Linked DNA regions of Homo sapiens: region 1 is linked to region 2. A link is an interaction called in ENCODE POLR2A ChIA-PET data of the cell type or tissue named here. Cell type or tissue: PC-9. All regions are shown on one strand. Each heading gives the region's core, and the rest is flanking DNA. Links, peaks and the distances in the headings are about the cores only. Region 1 overlaps STN1 (STN1 subunit of CST complex). Region 2 overlaps SH3PXD2A (SH3 and PX domains 2A).

What was found. ChIA-PET counts read pairs that join two places held together with the same protein. Peaks named below come from ENCODE experiments on the same cell type or tissue, not always from the same donor. Only the 100,000 strongest peaks of a DNase experiment are listed, where the experiment ranks them.
Region 1: POLR2A ChIA-PET joins it to region 2 with 10 read pairs; 2 of 35 experiments call an interaction of 5 or more read pairs at or near these places.

The regions. Positions count from the first base shown.
Region 1 is chr10:103,892,189-103,900,188 of GRCh38, reverse strand. STN1 (STN1 subunit of CST complex) reads left to right here. Exons shown (of 10, transcript NM_024928.5): 5 at 1-127; 6 at 1,189-1,312; 7 at 2,470-2,641; 8 at 7,937-8,000. Among named protein-coding and RNA genes, the nearest start is that of STN1, 22 kb to the left of the region's middle. In PC-9, for the core only: no CTCF peak of the experiment used is centred there; DNase peaks (open chromatin) are centred at 3,778, 4,528 and 5,438; H3K4me3 peaks cover 1,279 bases; H3K27ac peaks cover 5,187 bases.
Region 2 is chr10:103,604,720-103,616,707 of GRCh38, reverse strand. SH3PXD2A (SH3 and PX domains 2A) reads left to right here. Exons shown (of 15, transcript NM_001394015.1): 12 at 3,518-3,855; 13 at 5,078-5,127; 14 at 10,791-10,910. Among named protein-coding and RNA genes, the nearest start is that of NEURL1-AS1, 93 kb to the right of the region's middle. RefSeq lists an enhancer at 8,487-9,344. In PC-9, for the core only: no CTCF peak of the experiment used is centred there; no DNase peak of the experiment used is centred there.

The DNA.
Region 1 (8,000 bases), core at 1-8,000, 290 kb before region 2:
TCACAACTTAAGAAGCTACAAGAGACCATTGAGCAGAAAACAAAGATAGAGATCGGGGACACGATCCGAGTCAGAGGCAGTATCCGCACATACAGAGAAGAGCGAGAGATTCATGCCACCACTTACTGTAAGCACAAGATATTTCTACCAAATTGGTGGTTTTTCTGGATGTGCGTCCAGTAAACCTCTTGTTCAGCTGGAAGTCAAACTTTCAAAAAGTTCAGTTAAGGTATAACTCTATTTAATGAGTGAATTACATTGTTTAACATGCTTTCTTTAGAAAATCAGCATTTCTTACTTTTATTTTGAAGACAGCTAATTATAAGTTGGGAAAGAAAATGAATTATTTACTTTATATATGGTTGGCAAGTTTATTTGGATGACATAGTAGAGTTTCCAAAGCACTTTCAAGTTCAGAATGTCAATCCATTAGGGCAAAATATGAATATTCTTCAAAATAATGGAAATTTCTTTATTTTTTCTTTATTTTTTTTCTTTTTTTGAGACAGAGTCTTACACTGTTGCCCAGGGTGGAATGCAGTGGCACAGTCACAGCCCAATGCAGCCTCAAATTCCTGGGCTCAGGAGATTCTCCCACCTCAGCCTTCTGAGTAGCTGGAACTACAGGCATGCGCCACCACACCCAGCTAATTTTTTGTAGAGATGGGGTTTCGCCATGTTGTCCAGGCTGGTCTCAAATTTCTGAGCTCAAGAGATCCGCCCACCTCAGCCTCCCAGAGTGCTGGGATTACAGCCGTGTGCCACTGTGCCTGGCCAGAAATTTCTTGAATACCATTAAGTCCATTAACTTTAAATGAAAACAGCTAATCAGAAATATGACAGTTCCCCATCATCTTCCCTTTGCACGTGCTGGCTGGTTTTCAGTTGGAAATCTCAAGGACAGCCCCTGCTGTCCACCAGAGGAGCAGACGAATCAATACATTGATGTGCTTTCCTGGTTCCTTGGCCCTGGCCAAGCCCATGACACTTAGGGCATCGCATTCCCTCATGCAGGATGACTGGGAGCCATTTAGTGCATCTAGACTGTGATCCCTGGGCACTCACAAGGAAGGAGGCCCACCCAGCACCTCATTTACTGTTGTCTTAGCAGCAGTTTGGGCCTGGGAAAGAATTGATCTCAATGTAATTTGTAATTTCTGTAGCATCTTTTTTCTGGTCACTTGTTAGATAAAGTGGACGACCCAGTGTGGAACATTCAAATTGCAAGGATGCTTGAGCTGCCCACTATCTACAGGAAAGTTTATGACCAGCCTTTTCACAGCTCAGCCCTAGAGAAAGAAGAGGCACTAAGGTAAGTGGTGACTTATCACTGCTGAGCACGTGACCACGGCAGAAAACTGAAGCAGCTGAGCCCAGATGCTGGGATCGGCCTAGGTTCAAATCCCGAATCATCCACCTATGCACTGTGGGGCTCTGGGCAAGCCCTCTAACCCTCTCTATGCTTCAATTTCCTCAACTGTAACATGAAGAGAATAATAGCACAGATGTCCTAGGGTTGTCGTGAGGAAATTATGGGTGTAATTGGAGTCACTGAAGGAGGAGTGGAGGCAGGAGCAGAGAAAAACACTTGGAAGAAATAATAATGCCTGACATTTTTCCAAGTTTGATAAAAACTTTAAACTCACAGATCCAGGAAGCTCAATGAACCCCAAGGCAAGAAACCTGAAGAAAAATGCACCAAGTCACCTCATAATCAAAATATGATACCATAGCACGTCATAATCAAAAACCTGTTTTAAAAAAACCTGCACCGGTCATTCTCAACCAGGGATGATTTTACTTTTTTATAGGGGAGAAAACCCAGGAGGAATGAGAATGTGTGCATATTTGCTAATATGTGCATAAAAGAACTCTGAGAGGAGACACAGAGAACCGGTAACAGCAGCTCCCTCGGGGGTGGGGACCGGAGGATAGGACAGGAAGGGGACAGAAAGGAGACTTTACTGTGTATCCTTTAATGTTTTTTAACATGAATATATTATATATTCAAAAAAGTATATTAAAAGCACAACTATAGACTCATATAAAAAGTGAAAATTCTCCATTTTCCTGTCTCCTGCCTCAGGACCATTCCCCAGAGATTACCAATGTTCATAAGCCAATGTGTGTCTTTTTAAATTAGTTTCTTCTGTGCTTACACAAGCATGAATATTCACCCATAGATTTTGTGGGTTTCCATTTTTTTTATATAAAAATAGGACCATACCTTACATGCTGTTCTGCAGTTTGACTTTTTTCTCCTAATCTGTCATGAATATCTTAGTTCCTGTAGTTCTGCCTCATCATTTTAAACAACCACATGATGTTCCCTGTATATATTACTCTGTATATGAAAAACAAACTCCAATATAGTGTTGCATTTTCTAGCTAATTTTCTGGTTTTTATACACCAAAAAGGAACAAAGGTGATGGTTTTCTGCAGAGCTCTTTAAAACTTTCCCTCCGCAGCAATCCAGGCGCCCTGGACCTCCCCAGTCTCACGAGTTTGCTGAGTGAAAAAGCCAAAGAATTCCTCATGGAGAACAGAGTGCAGAGCTTTTACCAGCAGGAGCTGGAAATGGTGGAGTCTTTGCTGTCCCTTGCCAATCAGCCTGTGATTCACAGTGCCTCCTCCGACCAAGTGAGTGCAGCATGCCCATGTGAGAATTCTGGTTCCCTGCCCCAGATCTGCAACTGCAGGTGTGGGTGAAAGTGACTGTGGCATGAAGATTCACAGAGTTGACCCAGGGAACGGAGGGAATGGTTCTGTCACACATTATTTCTATTCTGGAAAGGTCATTGACTACTAAGAACTTGAAATGAGGCATAAGGCTGGACCTGCCCCTTCTTCCTCCTTACCTAATCTTTTTTTTTTCGGAGACAGAGTCTCACTCTGTCGCCCAGGCTGGTGCTTCTCCTGCCTTGGCCTCACAAGTAACTGGGACCACAGGCATGTGCCATCACGCCTGGCTAACCAAGATAACTTTTTCTAAGAGGAATAAAAAATTAAAGAATAAAAAATTACTTAAGTGTTCCTTGAAATTTTACTTACAAATGAGTCTGAATACAACTCGGTCTTTATTTAAACTCCTAAAACACAATGGGTTAATCTTATTCTGAAAAAGACAGAGCAAGTCATTAAAAACCATGGTTCAAGTTCGCGAATCATTTTGCTGATGAATAAATCATCTTGGATGGATAATTACCTCCTCTCATCTACTTCCCTGTCACTTGGCTTCTGCTGAGATTAAACATCCATCTCAATGAATACTAACAACCTACTACTATGGACCTTAGACTATTATTATTTTTTTCTACTCAAATATTAAGCATAATAAGATTAAGTAACGAGGGGCCAGGCGCAGTGGCTCACGCCTGTAATCCCAGCATTTTGGGAGGTCAAGGTGGGCAGATCACTTGAGGCCAGGAGTTCAAGACCAGCCTAGCCAAAATGGTGAAATCTTGTCTCTACTAAAAATACAAAAATTAGACAGGGTCTCACTCTGGGTGACCCTGACCCCTGACTGTCACCCGGAGTGAGACCTTGTCCCAACAAAAAAAAAAGAAAAAGTTATCTCCATGTTTTTACCCCTAGTTTTATTTGGGTAACTTGTTTTGTTGCTTGGTGTTGACGTATTGCTTGGAATTAAGAATTATTTGAGACATTGATTTTAGGCTTTCCCTTTCATTGCAGTTCTTAGGTTTGTTGTTGTTGTAACGTGACTCATTTATTTACTTTCTTTATCCCACCAGGGAATGATCTCAGCTTAAATGTCCCTCCTTGCCCTCCCTGGCCGTCTAGCTGCTCTGATTGCCACGTGGCCCCTCACCCTTACACCCTGTTTTTGTATCTGACGTCACTGGTCTTTATTTGTTTGCTTGCCTATTCCTCCATCAGAATTTAAGTTCTGTGAGAGCAGAGGACTTGTCTGTCTTATTCTTTGCTCTCTACCCAGGGCCTAGAACGGGGCTGGCATAAAGCAGGTTCTCACTCATTATTTGCTGATTGAAGGAATGAATGATTTTTAAAAATTCAAATTGTCCCACAAAGTGTAAAGGTAAAGGTCAGTTTCTTTCCCATCCTCCCTCTCACTCCCTTTCCCCTGAGACAAGCACCAGTACTAGTGTCTGGAATATCATTCTGGAGATAGTCTGTGCTTGTGTGTACTCTAAGTCACTGTAGCCCCTTCTGTTTCACACAGATGGTAGCATGGCGTAGTATACTATGAGACACCACACTTTTCATTGACGTATGTCTCACAGATTCTTTCCTAGCCGTACATATAGGTTGGCCCCTACAGTCTTTGTCACATGTACCATCATGTATATGACCAGTCTGTCCATTCCTGGACTGTTTAGATGTTTTCTGATCTCTTGCCATCACCAACAAGGCTGCTGTGAACACCCTTGCTAGGTAACATAAGTTCTTGATTTTGGTGGAACAGATACTGAGTCACATCCTGACTTCCTGGGCATGACCACTGCTTCTCAGTTTTGTTTGTGCTCCTAATTATCTCTTCTGGGCAACAGCCTGATGTGCCCAGTGACCCATGGTTTCATACGAGGAGATGAGGGATATCGTTTCAGAAAACACCAAAGTGGAAAGGGTCACGACTGGCTGCTTTGTTCTTTGCCAAGGTTGCTTCTAAACAGTTGCAGCGCTCCAGCTGTCGGCTGACAGCAAGATTGACCTTCTTCCCACTTAATCATTTAGAGGCGGCTCAAAGCCAAATTGACCTCCTAGGACTTCTGATGATTCTATCAGCATGTTTGGATAGAAACTTTAAAGCTTAGCGAAGACCATATTTTTCACATGAAGCCAGCTCTTCCGTGATAGCTATAATTAAGTAGAGAGAGAGACTTAAGGACTCTTTGAGGACTAAAAGACTCCTCCATTCAAAATGATCTGTGGGGAACCTTTGGCATATCTTTTTGAAAATGCTTACAGCAGAAACTTGTGTCTGCCTGGTGCTATATGTTTAAAAAGAATCGAATATGGCACTATATTTGTTTTGTCTTTGGAAACTCTTTTTTCTATCAATTATGAATTAGTCCCTCACATTGCTCTGGTTGGGGAGGTCAGTGTGATTAAACTGAGTTCTGTTTAATAGATTCCTGGGAGACTAAAGGTGCTTTACAATGAGACTGAAACCCTAGATCCTTTGGCACTTTCTGTTGTCATACAGATGAAAGCTTAACAGAAAAAATCATTGTGATGGTGTTATAGTTTAGAGGCAGAGAGAGAGCAGGCTTGAATGTTTCCTCCTTTTTTTCATAGTGGTCCTTCTTAGCAAATCCAGAAACATGATAAGCAGGGCCTGCAAAACCATTGTTTCTTTGACAGCTGGATGAATGTTGAGTTTGTTTGGGAATGAAGACTATATATATTTCAGGGATCCACCCAGTTCCTGACCTGAGATGAGGCGAGGCTTGGTAAAGCTCAGCACGTTTAGCTAGTGACTGTTTTTTTTTGTTTGTTTGGTTTTTTTTTTTTTTTGCCTGTGAGCAATTTCGGTTTCCTAAATCTGATGAGTCTGTCATTGCTTTTTTGAAAAAGACAAGAAAGACACAGATCCCAGTCCAGGAAAAGCTGCTGGCTGGAAGAGACGATTAGTGGCTTTACCCTTGAGACTATGGTCTTTATAACTAGGCCAGGGAAATATGTCCCAGGGTCAGCTGAGGCAAATGTTTTTGGAAAGGAAGCTTCAAGTATTGTTTATATTTACAGAGAGCCATTTCTGTTGAGTCCTTGCTCACAGCTGAAACTGTGTTTTTAATCTCCTAGGCCTAGCATTGTCTCTTCCTGCTGCTTGATCTGACTGAAATCTGGGAGGGGGAACTAGGCTTTTTATATGGTTTGGGGATAACCAAGAGTCATTTTTAAAGACAGGAATAATCATGTAATACTCATCTCTAGTTAGTTTCCAATTTATTTCTATCTTGCTAAGAGATGTAATAAACCTAACCTTTAGGATCCTTATGTTAAATTGACTAAAGAAGATAGATCTCCTTAGAATTATAAAGATTAAGTAGTTATGAAGGTTTGCAAAGGAGTCTATGTTGCACTGATGGTGCATCCCCTAAGAGCACTCATGTATGAAATTAAAAACAGTTTTGCCCTAAGCCTCGTGAATAAAAAGATGTGTGGCTGAGGATTGCTAGGTGTGGTGTTTATTCTAAACACACCCAGAGAGGTTTTCTGCCTGTGGGAGTTGTCAAATATTTCTCAGCCTTATTCTCCCTTCTGAATGGAAGCTGTCATAACCTGGAATGTTTGTCGGTTTGGGGGCTCTAATGACAAGGTTCTCCAGCTTGTTCTTTTAAGGAAAAACTTAGACTGATAATTCAATTAGTGTGTTAGGCTGTTATTGTTAGCCCAGGAGAACACATTTGTGAAACATCACCAGGATCTATTAGAGTAACAGAAAGCCTGTTTGGGAGGTCTCTTCTAGAAAGAGAAGGTTACTTTGGGACGGACTTGTGAACACTTGAGACCCTGTGGAGGCTCTTTCCTCTCCCCTTGAGGAAATGTCATTAGCAAATCTCAGCCACTCTTTTTCAGCACCTCTGGGTGCTGCCCCACATAGGCTTTGTAAGTACCTTTCAATAGAGGTAGGACTTGGCCTTCAAATGCTTTTCTGGAAGCTTTGCCACATTTGTTTGGAACTCTGATCTTTTCAATATCTTGACAAATTTCTGTCACATTGAAAATGGATCTGTAGGCTGGGCACGGTGGCTCACACCTGTAATCCCAGCACTTTGAGAGGCCGAGGCGGGTGGATCACGAGGTCGGGAGATCGAGACCATCCTGGCTAACATGGTGAAACCCTGTCTCTACTAAAAATACAAAAAATTAGCTGGGCATGGTGGCAGGCGCCTGTAGTCCCAGCTACTCGGGAGGCTGAGGCAGGAGAATGGCATGAATCCAGGAGGTGGAGCTTGCAGTGAGCTGAGATCGCGCCACTGCACTCCAGCCTGGGCGACAGAGACTCTGTCTCAAAAAAAAAAAGGATCTGTACTTTGAAGAGCAATTGTTGTTCGCCCTTTTCTTTGTTTTAGGAAGGAGTGGAAAATCCCCAATGGAATAATAAGAAGAATACACACACTCTAATGTGTATTTGTTTCCATTCATCTCACAGATACTTTATCAGTCACCTAACGTGTGCTAGGGAGGAGGTGGCCAAGATGAAACAAAGTCCCTGACTCAAGAAGCATCCCATCTGGTCAAGCATGGGGGGACATAGCTGATAGCCTAGCTTCCTCGGGGATAAGAAGCAGGATGACCTGGATGACCCTCCCCAGGCAAACGTGTCTCCAGAGAAGTGAAGAGACACTGAAAGTGAGGGGGAGAGCTGACAGCAGCAGAGGTCCCTTCTAGGTGGGGACTGTGCTTCACCAGGACTGCTGTCTACCTTCAGCCTTGTGGACTCCCCTTGGTGGATCTCTGCACAGCCTCTGTTGTCCTCCATTTAAAATAATGAGGCTATTTAATACTTCATGCTGGAATCCCCAAATTATTCCAACATACAAAAAATCTTTGAAGTCCCTAGGAAGAGATTGTATACAGCCTCAATTTTAATGGAAAAGGGGGCTAATATATATATACAGTGTTTTGGTTTTGTATAAAAAATAAGTCAAAGATTGTCCAACAGTGAGGGTAGCTTTTTTTATTCTGCACTATGGAGTGTTGAGTTCATTAAAAAAAAAAAAATCACAACTAAGGTAGGGAACAGTTATGAAAGGTGACCTGCCGGGGCACACTTCTCAGTCCTCCTTAAATACCATCCTGCTAGGCCGGTACATACCAGGATCTTTTTGACTCAGCAGTTAAAAGGCCTGTTGGACAAATTCATGAACCAGTTGGTCTAGGAGTTGTTCTCAGGTGCCGTAAGGTGAGACTTATTTCTTTTCTTTTTTCTTTTTCCTCTCTTTACAGGTGAATTTTAAGAAGGACACCACTTCCAAGGCAATTCATAGTATATTTAAGAATGCTATACAAC
Region 2 (11,988 bases), core at 2,259-10,258:
CACGTCCCTGGTGGATGGGGACTGGCTGTCCAATCTGCAGGGCTGGCTGCAAGGGCTGGAGCAGAAGTCAGGCCTCGGCTCAGGCCATCGGAGGCTTCTTCCTTCTCTTGCCCCTCCCTCTCCCAGGCCTAATCACAGTTCCCAGCGTAGAATCCTATTGAATGGTATGGGTAGGGAAGTGGGGTCTTTCCTGACCTGCTGGAGGCAAACAATCCCGTGGGTTTCACTCACCATTACCTGGCCAAGACCTACCCTTCCAGGACCCCTGCTCTCAAGAAATGCTCCAGGAGACTTGATCTCAGTAAGTGCTTTTGGTGTCCTTGGAACTGGCTCAGCTGTGATGACTTTGCCCACCTTCTCTCTTCTCTGCCAGTTACCCAGCTGACAGGGATAGTCCTATATCCTTGGGCTCTGGGGACCCCAGATCCACTGTGGGCAGGACATGCATTCTAGGTGGTCTCCGACAGAGGGGACAGGATTGTGCAGTGGCACCAATGTGCCCCAGGGGATGTGAGTACTCGTGGGACAGTTGCTCAGAACATGGTACAACATGATGGCATTAAAGGCTAGTCCATGCTGAGGTCACTGGCCATATGGAGATTGCACCTTAGTCTGACCTGATGGAACATGGCTCCATGGCACGCACCACACCCCCCGCCCCTACCCCGCCCCCACCCCGCCCCACCCCGGAGCCCTGGTGCATATCAGTCAGGAGGGCTGAGATGTCCCTTTCTGTCCCATTGGGTGGGATGGGACTGTGCATCTGGATGTGTATTGTCCAAAGCCAGTGCCCCTAGACTTTTATGTTCTCTGAGCAATGGAAACTAGAGTCAACCCAATCACCCACCAGCCATGAGTTGAACATGGGAAAGCCAGGAAACATTCTGGCAGGCTGGTGGCCTAGCTCACTTGCCTGGAGCTTATCTACAAGGCTGCTTTATTATTATTTTTTTGTTTTCTAAAATGACCAACAAAGTCACTCTGAGCTGCTTCTAGTCCGCTCCTATCCCCATGGCCTAGTCTTACAGCCAGCAGGAGCTTGGACTGAGAAAACCCGGCTGAAAAGATTCCACCTTAAAAAGGCTGCCAGACACCCCCTTAAATATGCCATTTCCCAACATTCCAGGCTCTACGTTGATCCTCATTTCCTGTCTTTCTTCTCCTCCCCCAACCCCTACACACACACACACACACACACACACACACACACACACACACACACACCCTCGCACTCTCCATCGCGCCCTTTCCAGCTTGCTTCCCGCTGGAGTCATTTCATTCTCCATTGCTGGAAAGCAGATGTGAGCAGAGCTGGACCCAGACACACACAGGCACTCCTGATTCCCTTGCGTTTCTCCTCCTGGAATCTTAATTTTACCCATGTAGTGCTGAAGGAACACAAATACAGCACTCGGGGCCCTAAGCAGGCCTGACCGTCACCTCCATGAGCCCCCTCTCCCCATAGCTCTACAGTGTCCATGTAGAAAAATCGTCAGTGAGGGCCAGTGGGCTCATCTTTGTCTTTTCTCTGAGATGCAAGAGCACCAGGCTCTGGGCCAGATGCTGCTAAGCGCTCACTGTGTGACCCCCTTGCTTTTCTGAGCCGTAGTTGTTGGCTCACATAAGATTAGGTATTTTTACTCGTTGCTTCCATCCACCCTTAAAATTCTGTGCTTCTGTTTGCACCCATTGCATCAGGGAGCCAAAGACAGGCCCCTGACTCCCACCCACGTGTTAACTCACCTCTGCCTCCCAATCCCTGGGGAGGCGAGCTTGGCTCAGCCTGCCTGCATGTTTCTGTGACAGAACGTAAGGAGCCACCTCCTACCTGAGCTTTCTCGCAAAGCTCAGACATGTTGATAGGAACTTCAGCTTTCATATTCCTTTTCTCCCACCTAATGAGCGCCCAAGAACAAGGTCAGATCAGGAAGACGGTGGGCGGGGCGGGGGGGGAGGTGTTCAGACATCTGGTGTGGAGGAGCCATTCCAAAGAGCCAGATGTGTCCAGGGAGCAGATGGGGACATTGCAACCCAGACTTGGGGGCACTGGCCAGCGACTACTGGACCAGGAAGTGAAGTCCCCATGGGTTTGGGTGAAAACTCAACACCACGAGGAAAAAAGGAAAAGCTTGTTTTCAGAAGTCATCGAATCACCAGAAATTAAGTCAGCCCTATCATTTGCCTTTTGCCTTTGTTTATGAGCTTTTGGTTTTGTTTCCTTTTGTTTTGTTTTGTTTTTGTTTTGCTTTGGTTTTAGTTTTATCTAGTCATGTGCTTTTGTCTTTTCACTTATGGTTTCTGCTTTTGGAGCCCCACTTAGATTTTCTCAACCCCCAACATTATGTCAATCTTCTATTTGTTAATTCTGCTATATGGTATAAAGCCAGTGTCTGTCTTACTTGTTTTTCCTAACTGGGTCATCAGTTTTCCCCAAATCACTTTTTACATTTTTGGAGGCAGGGTCTCACTCTGTCTCCCAGAGTGGAGTGCAGTGGTATGATCATAGCTCACTGCAGCTTCAAACTTCTGGGCTCAAGCAATCCTCCCACCTCAGCCTCCCAAGCACCTGGGACTACAGGTATGCACCATCACACCCAGCTAATTAAAAAAAAAAAAAATTTTTTTTTGGTAGAGATGAGATCTTGCTATGTAGCCCAGGCTGGCCTTAAACGATCCTCCTGCCTCAGCTTCCCAAAGTGCTGTAATGACAGGTGTAAGCCACCTCGCCCAGCCCCAAATCACTTATTGAATAATGCATCTTTGTTCCACTACAGTAAATTTAGCCTGGTTTGTGAACTTGGTCTGTGACAGTCTATAGAGGATCCACCTACTCTCCCTGCAGTGGCACCACAGCTGTCCCATTCAGTCATCTGGCATGGAGGAGCCATTCCAGCTAAGATGTTGGAGACAGCTTAGTTGATCTCAACATGTCTGTCCTTCTGGGTACATTTTTAGCAGCGACTCTATCCCTGCATCTTGCAAAAGAGACACAAACTGAGCTCCAGGGAAGGGACTTGTGCAAGGTACCACAGACTAGAACTCAGACTGCCTGACTCTCACCTTCTGGAGTCAATTCCCTCTCTAATAATACCTCCCCTTCCTACAGGCCATTTACCTCTACATACCACATCCACACCTTCTTCTTATCTCTCTAATTATCCTCAACTGACTGGGAAGTAGCAGGCCATTATGAAGTCCTCCTTTGGGCAACCCAAAAGTTGATAAATCTGATCCCAAGCTCCCACATTTGCCTGACTTTGCAGAACATGAGAGCCCACCCCAAGAGGGATCAGGCAAAGAAAAAGGAGCATGGTGGGGGGGCAGTGGGAATTGGTGTTCTGGGTGTCTTTTCCATCTACCCTCGGTGCCATTTCTCTCCAGAGTAGTGGGATTGCCAAGCCTTGCAGAACATGGTAGGGAAGGCTCCACTGGGCAAGGCCAGATGGATCCTAGGGCCTGGGAGTGGGCTGTGAGGTCAGAGTGCTCTAATGATAGCACATCCTGCTCCTCCCCACAGATACCTGGGCAAAGAGGGCTGGGCGCCAGCATCCTACCTGAAGAAGGCCAAGGATGACCTGCCAACCCGGAAGAAGAACCTGGCCGGCCCAGTGGAGATCATTGGGAACATCATGGAGATCAGCAACCTGCTGAACAAGAAGGCGTCTGGGGACAAGGAAACTCCACCAGCCGAAGGCGAGGGCCATGAGGCCCCCATTGCCAAGAAGGAGATCAGCCTGCCCATCCTCTGCAATGCCTCCAATGGCAGTGCCGTGGGCGTTCCTGACAGGACTGTCTCCAGGCTGGCCCAGGGCTCTCCAGCTGTGGCCAGGATTGCCCCTCAGCGGGCCCAGATCAGTAAGAGCCTCGCTGACCTCTAGGTCCTCACTGCAAAGCTCCTTAGAGAATGGGCATGGGTGCCGTGAAAGCCAGGGGGGTGCACAGGACCCCCATGGCGTTTTCCTCCTGGGCTACAGACTGGCCTTTGACCCTCACTCTGTCAACTTGTGTCATGCTCATCACAGGAGTGGAGAAGGCAGAGGAGTATGATGACTCAACTGCTCCCAGCTGCTCCACGGAAGCTAGATCACATGAGGATGTGGGTGGTAGCGTTCCCTCCTCTAGTGGAGAGCCAGCAATGGTCACTCTGCAGATACACGCGTTCCAAGAGCAAGAAATGTTTTCTTTTCCTTATGGTAAAGGCTTTATAAATCAAGATAGATGATGTGTAGCTGACTTTTAAAAAATCAAAAAAACACATTTCCCTGGGCTGTTGAATGTGGGTGCTATATGCAGGGCTGCCCTATGGAGTGACAGTCTGTAGAGAAACGTCTTTCTGGGCCTTAGCAGCTCCTTCCCTATGACTTTCCACTCGTTACTGGAAACCTAAGAGACTTGGGAGCTAAGGCTTTACCACTCTACACAGGCAGTTTCAACAGGGCGTTCTTCAAGAATCATCTTCATTTCTACAGGAGACTCCAGGCAGTCTGGCACCCTCCATCTCTGGCCCAATAATGCCTTTTGTTGAGGCTTAAAACTTCCATGTTATAGGAACCTAGCTTTTGTTTGTGTCCAGCCATTCTTAAAATCTGGAGGAAAGCTGTTTCTTTAGTTTAGCTCCACTGGGTTAAGTTAGCTCTCGTGCCTGAAATCTTTTAGGGAACCAGCTGGGAAACAGTTATTGGGCACCTCCTCTTGCCTGGCATTATGCTAGCTTCTATGGATTTAATAGTAAGCAAAAAACAGACATGGTCTCTGCTCCTAACTTTGAAAACCTGATAAATCTATACACCCGTTACCCTGAAAAATGCCCACATAGCTGCACATTTTGAAAAGTGCACATAATTTTAGAGTGTTCATAGATCCCCTGGAAGCACAGCCAAGGTAAAGGTCTATAGTTTCCCCTTGAAAAAGCCCAACCACAGTGCCCATAGTGACTTAGAGTGTCAAGTCCTTCATAAAGGCTGAGCTAAAGCATGAACTTGAAGGATCAGGAGTTAGTTTCACCTAGGGAAGGCAGGTATGGGTACTGTTGCCCATCGTCTGACTAGGATTTCTGAAGCCATGTCTCTTCCTCTAGGCTCCCCGAACCTACGGACAAGACCTCCACCACGCAGAGAATCCAGCCTGGTATGTGTACTGAATTTCTTCTCCCCTTTCCTTCCTTTTCTGTGAATGCGCTATAGCCACCCGATCAATTGGCTATCTTGCGGCAGAGCCTCTTGATCCAGGGGTTTTCCAGAGCCCTGCTGGGGCTTCTAGTTTTGTGGGGCTAGGGGCAGGGAGGGAAGCCTGCAGATCCCAGCCTTCCTGGAGGCCTGGCTGGACAGTTTATAATCGGAAACACACTGCACTCCAAAGCTAAATAAATCCATCCCAGCCACTGCATTGGCAGACATAAACATTTAGACTGCCCGGCAAAAGTGTCCAGCCAGGGCATTGCCAGAGGCTGGAAATGGGGCTCCTGTCCATGCTAGCCTGGAAGCCTTTCAGCTTTCCCTGGTCAGGAATGCCCAGTGGAGGTGGTGGATGGCAGAGTCTGGGAGGGCAGAGGGCAGATCAGTGAACGTCTTCCAGGGAGGAGTGTGAGTTGCAAGGAGTGGCTCACGCCCCAGCTTTAAGAGGTTAACACTGCCAGGGTCCCTGGTTCATGTGGGTGGGGTTTCCTGGTGTCCAGACCCTCGGGCAGGTAGATACGCATCAGGGGCCAGGGCTTGGGGTGCCTGCGATGCTGGTGGCAGGCTGAGAGCCTTGGAACAAAGAACTGTTAGTAAGCGCAGTGGGATGTAGTGGAAAGAGTGTGTCTTCAAGTGCCAGGCATGGATTCGGATTCCACTTCTGACACTTAGAGGCGGAGAGACTGTAGGTAAGCCAGTTGCCCTCTACAAGCTTCAGTGCCCTTATTTATCAGACGGGACAGTACTAGCCATCTCTTAGGGCTGTTGTAAGGATGAAATGAGATGATTTATGTGGGGGGCTAGCAAACAGGTTTCCATTTCCTATGTCAGCTCTTGCCTGCTTGGTAATACTACCTGGTGCACTGGGTTAAGGAGGATTCTGAAGTCACATCTGGGCTTAGCAACAAGAGTTACTGTGGTCAGTGACATCAGCCCTGGCTAAGGGAGATGGCACCAGTCTATGGAAGAGTAGGCCCTCCATAAAAATATGGTTTTTAAAGATTTCATCCCTGGAGATGAGACCTTCCTTGCCTTGGCCATGGACCCCAGTGGAGTTTCTCTTTTTCCTCCTGAGTTTTACACACCCAAACACTGAATTCTCCCTCTCAACCATCTCTCCTAGCCACGGCTAATTATTTTCAGGCAGACTTGATTTTGGCAAGAATGGGGTAATTCCTTCCACACTTACCAAATGTGGGGATTGCTGAGGCAGGGCTGCTGTTTCCAGTTAGGCCCAGCTGCATCCCACCTGGCCAGAGATGTGGCCTGGGCTGAGCCTGGGCTGTGTCTGCTCACATGCACGGCTGCACAGCCAGGCCCTGGGGCCAGGAAAGGTGGCAGATTCTCACTCAATCCCTCAAAACCAGCTTCCTCCCACCCCTCACTCACTCTGCCTCAGCTCAGTTTCAACTGGTGGGGTTAGGACATGCAGAGCCTTGAAGGATGAGGAAGGCTGGGAAGAAGAGAAGTTCAGAAGGAGTGCTGAGTTCCAGCTTCTATTTATTGAGCTCTCCCTATGCCCCTCGCTGGGCCCAAAGTGATGTATGTTATCTCAGGGATCCTCTTCAGGATGCTGGTATTAGTTCCATTTTACAGATGAGAGAACTGAAGTTCAGAGACGTCAAGGGCTTTGCCCAGGGCCACACAGCTGGTAAATTGCTATGATTGGAGTCCAGCCCCAAGGTTGAGGTCTTTCCAGGTCTTCCTGCTACACCAAGCTTCTTCCCGTCCCCTCATCCCTCCCACCTTTTTTTCCCAATTGCTTTATTTGAACCCCTTTGCATGAGGGAGGACATAAATAGCGGGGTACAAAGTCCATTTTAGCTGAGTAGAGACAAGACCATTGAAGCAAAAATATACAATCCACAAGGGCAGGGGGTTGTCCATTTGGTTTCCTACTGGGCGCTCGGTGCCTTAGACCAGTGTCTGGCACCCAGTAGACACACAACAAACAGTTGTTAAATGAATGGGTGAGGCTCACAAACCATGGGCCAAAGCCAGCTTCTAAATGTCCTTGAATGTCATGCTTAGATGCTGCTGTGCCAGTTTCTGAAAAGCATTGAGGATCTCCAATGAGTTCTACCCTGCCCACAGAATATTGCGAGTTTATTTAGTGCTTGCCTGCCTATCTGGCCTTGTCATGATGACCAGCCAAAGACTTTGCTCACTCAACCGCACTGCCTTCTTACACACACACCCCAGACTAGAGACCACTGTGCTCCATTGCCTTGCCTGTGCTGTCAGAAGTCCCACCTGCAGCCCTCACCCCTAGACTCCAGGACAGTGGCTTTCCTTCCTCTCCCACAGGGCAGTGTGCAAGTGCTTTGTTAGAATGATTTCTCTGCTTTTTCTTTCTTTCTTTTTTTTTTTTTTTTTCAGAGACAGAGTCTCACTCTGTCAGTTGGGCTGGAGTGCAGTGGTCTGTTCATAGCTCACTGCAGCCTCGAACTCCTGGGCTCACGCTATTTTCCTGCCTCAGACTCCCAAGTAGCTGGGACCACAGGTGCATAACACCATGTCCACCTAATTTTTGTGTGTGTGTGTGTATGTGTGTGTGGTAGAAATGGGGTCTCACTATTTGCCCAGGCTGATCTCAAACTCCTGGCCTCAAGCAGTCCTCCCACCTGGGCTTCCCAAAGCACTACGATTACAGGAGATTTCTCTGCTTTTTAATTTTCATTTTGAGATTCAGCTATTGAGGCATCTGAAAACTAGACCTCCAGAGATGTAAGATTAGAAATTACTGCATTAATAATGAGCATTTTGTGCTGGGCACAGTGGCTTATGCCTGTAATTCCAGCACTTTGGGAGGCTGAGGCAGGAGGATTGCTTGAGCCCAGGAGTTTGAGACCAGGCAAAACCCTGTCTCTAGTTTTTTTCTCTTTTTTTTTTTTTTTTAAAGAATAGAATAATTTAATTAAAATGTGCAATATTTTGATGAAGAAAAATCACAAAAATGAATTGAAGGCCTGGCAGAATGGAAATAAGGTACATTTATGGATGAGAAGACTCGGTATTATTCAATTTTATCCCTAATCTGTAAATTCGATGAAATTCTAATTTAAATCCCAACACAATTTTTCTTTTTTTTTTTTTTTTTTTTCTTGACATGGAATGGTGTCTTTATTTTTGGGGGCTGCTGTAACAAAGTACCACACACTGGGTGGCTTAACAGCAGAAACGTGTTGTCTCCCAGTTCTAGGGGCGAGGAGATCAGGGTGCCGACAGGGCCTCGTTCCCTGGGAAGGCGTGGGAGGAGGACCTGTTCCCCGCCTCTCTCCCGGCTTCCGGGACTCCGGAAGCCTGACTCCAGGCTTCACGTGGTGTTCTCCCTGCTGGTGGGTCTGCCTCTGTCCTGTGTTCTTTTTTTTTTTTTTTTTTTTAAATTGATCATTCTTGGGTGTTTCTCGCAGAGGGGGATTTGGCAGGGTCATAGGACAATAGTGGAGGGAAGGTCAGCAGACAAACAAGTGAACAAAGGTCTCTGGTTTTTCTAGGCAGAGGACCCCGAGGCCTTCCGCAGTGTTTGTGTCCCTGGGTACTTGAGATTAGGGAGTGGTGATGACTCTTAACGAGCATGCTGCCTTCAAGCATCTGTTTAACAAAGCACATCTTGCACCGACCTCAATCCATTTAACCCTGAGTGGACACAGCACATGTTTCAGAGAGCACAGGGTTGGGGGTAAGGTCACAGATCAACAGGATCCCAAGGCAGAAGAATTTTTCTTAGTACAGAACAAAATGAAAAGTCTCCCATGTCTACTTCTTTCTACACAGACGCGGCAACCATCCGATTTCTCAATCTTTTCCCCACCTTTCCCCCCTTTCTATTCCACAAAACCGCCATTGTCATCATGGCCCGTTCTCAATGAGCTGTTGGGTACACCTCCCAGACGGGGTGGTGGCCGGGCAGAGGGGCTCCTCACTGCCCAGTAGGGGCGGCCGGGCAGAGGCGCCCCTCACCTCCCGGACGGGGCGGCTGGCCGGGCAGGGGGCTGACCCCCCCACCTCCCTCCCGGACGGGGCGGCTGGCCGGGCAGAGGGGCTCCTCACCTCCCAGTAGGGGCGGCTGGGCAGAGGCGCCCCTCACCTCCCGGACAGGGCGGCTGGCCTGGCGGGGGCTGACCCCCACCTCCCTCCCGGACGGGGTGGCTGCTGGGCGGAGACGCTCCTCACTTCCCAGACGGGGCAGCTGCCGGTCGGAGGGGCTCCTCACTTCTCAGACGGGGCGGCTGCCGGGCGGAGGGGCTCCTCACTTCTCAGACGGGGCGGTTGCCAGGCGGAGAGTCTCCTCACTTCCCAGACGGGGCGGCTGGGCAGAGAGGCTCCTCACCTCCCAGACGGGGTCGCGGCCGGGGAGAGGCGCTCCTCACATCCCAGACGGGGCGGCAGGGCAGAGGCACTCCCCACATCTCAGACGATGGGCGGCTGGGCAGAGACGCTCCTCACTTCCTAGATGGGATGGCGGCCGGGAAGAGGCGCTCCTCACTTCCTAGATGGGATGGCGGCCGGGCAGAGACGCTCCTCACTTTCCAGACTGAGCAGCCAGGCAGAGGGGCTCCTCACATCCCAGACGATGGGCGGCCAGGCAGAGACGCTCCTCACTTCCCAGACGGGGTGGCGGCCGGGCAGAGGCTGCACTCTCCGCACTTTGGGAGGCCAAGGCAGGCGGCTGGGAGGTGGAGGTTGTAGGGAGCCGAGATCACGCCGCTGCACTCCAGCCTGGGCACCATTGAGCACTGAGTGAACGAGACTCCGTCTGCAATCCCGGCACCTCGGGAGGCCGAGGCTGGCGGATCACTCGCGGTTAGGAGCTGGAGACCAGCCCGGCCAACACAGCGAAACCCCGTCTCCACCAAAAAAACACGAAAACCAGTCAGGCATGGCGGCGCGCGCCTGCAATCGCAGGCACTCGGCAGGCTGAGGCAGGAGAATCAGGCAGGGAGGTTGCAGTGAGCAGAGATGGCAGCAGTACAGTCCAGCTTCGGCTCGGCATCCGAGGGAGACCGTGGAAAGAGAGGGAGAGGGAGACCGTGGGGAGAGGGAGAGGGAAGGGGAGGGGGAGGGGGAGAGCTTTTTTTTTTTTTTTTTTTTTTTTTTTAGCAAATTCTTCCAGATCCTGAGAGAGCCCATCTCTACCAAAAAAAAAAAAAAAAATTAACCAGGTGTGGTGGTGTGTGCCTGTAGTCCCAGCTACTGGGGAGGCTGAAGTGGGAGGATCACTTGAGCCCAGGAGATGGAGGCTGCAGTGAGCTCTGATTACTCCACTGCACTCTAGCCTGGGTCCCAAAGCAAGACCCTATCTCAGAGTAATGATGATGATGATGATGATGATGATGATGATGATGATGATGATAGTAATAGTAATGTGAGAATTTTGATAGCTCAGACAAGTCTTCCGTGAGTCCTGAGTATTATTAGAAAGCCTCATCAGAGTAGTCCCCTGGCGATATATACCCTGAGACTCCCATGATAGATACGTACTCAGGCCAGCTGCTGTCCAGCTGGTGTAAACGGCCATCCGCACCCCCTGGGGACTGAGTGGGGACCAACCCTTGGCCAAGTTACTCTTCTGATTTAGGCGGGTTTTGCCCACTGTGTGTTCCTTAACCTTAGGGGTTCCAACTGCCAAAGCCACCAGAGCCCCCTTCTGTTGAGGTGGAGTACTACACCATTGCCGAATTCCAGTCGTGCATTTCCGATGGCATCAGCTTTCGGGGTGGACAGAAGGCAGAGGTAAGCCTTGGGCCATGAGGCCGAGGGTTTTAACTCATTGTGGTGGAAAACCTACTGCATTTCCCATTTTAGGCCTTGCTAGTAAGATTCCTGAGGGGCAGGCAGGCAGGAAAGGTACAGAAATGAGCCCCACAAAGATGAGCATCTGCCTGGCGCTGGCCAGTGCCATGGCCTAAACTAGATCCCAGCTCTCACGCTCCACCCTGAGCTCACAGGGCTTGTCTCACAACATTTCCCAGAGCATGTGCAGGAGCTTGTGACAGGGGGGCCTTGAAACAAAGGGCTTCTTTGGTCAAATGAGCTTGCAGGACAGTGGATTAAACAAAATCCAACCCATTTGTTGTTTTAATTGCAGGGCTTCCCAGAGCCTAGGATACAAGGATGTCACTGGGAGTGTCACCTACAAGGGGTCTAGAATAGACAGCATTGCCCAACCCCACAAGCTTTCTCTCCCAGGAACATCTCAGGGCCAGGATCCTGCAGAAGCCACATCAGGAAGTGTTGTTAGGAGGATGTGGACCAGGCAGGTAGACTGAGATACTGGGGACCTGGGCTCTGGCCAAGTCCACACCACATGACCCCTGGCCTTTGATGCAGTCACTTCTCTCACCCGCCACCCCCAACTTTAAGCATTTCTCTCTGCAAAACAGGGTGATAGATCCTGGGACGCCCCTCCACCCCCCAGCATGTCTTCCAGCATTCATGCCACTCTATTTTGTGGCTGGGGCTGAGCATGGTATTCCCGGCAGCAGAGAAGAGCTGTAACTTAGTCAATTCTCTGAGTGGCTTTGTGTAGTAATTGAGTTAACTCCATCTAATACAAGTGAACCTGTCAGACTCATTGGGCAGTCTCTGCCTCTAAAGCAGTGACATTCCCAATGTGAATGTTTTAAATCACATGCCTGGAACTTGCAACTAAATTTCCAAGAAAAATCATTCTCTCTGTACTGAGGTTTCCAGGAGAGTCTGTAAAGAGCATAATGTGGCAGAACTGTCAGGCTCAGGAGCCACCTGTGCTTGAACTGTAGGTACAGGGCTGGGGCAGGGTGAAGGACAGAATGTAGGACCCAAAGAAGGA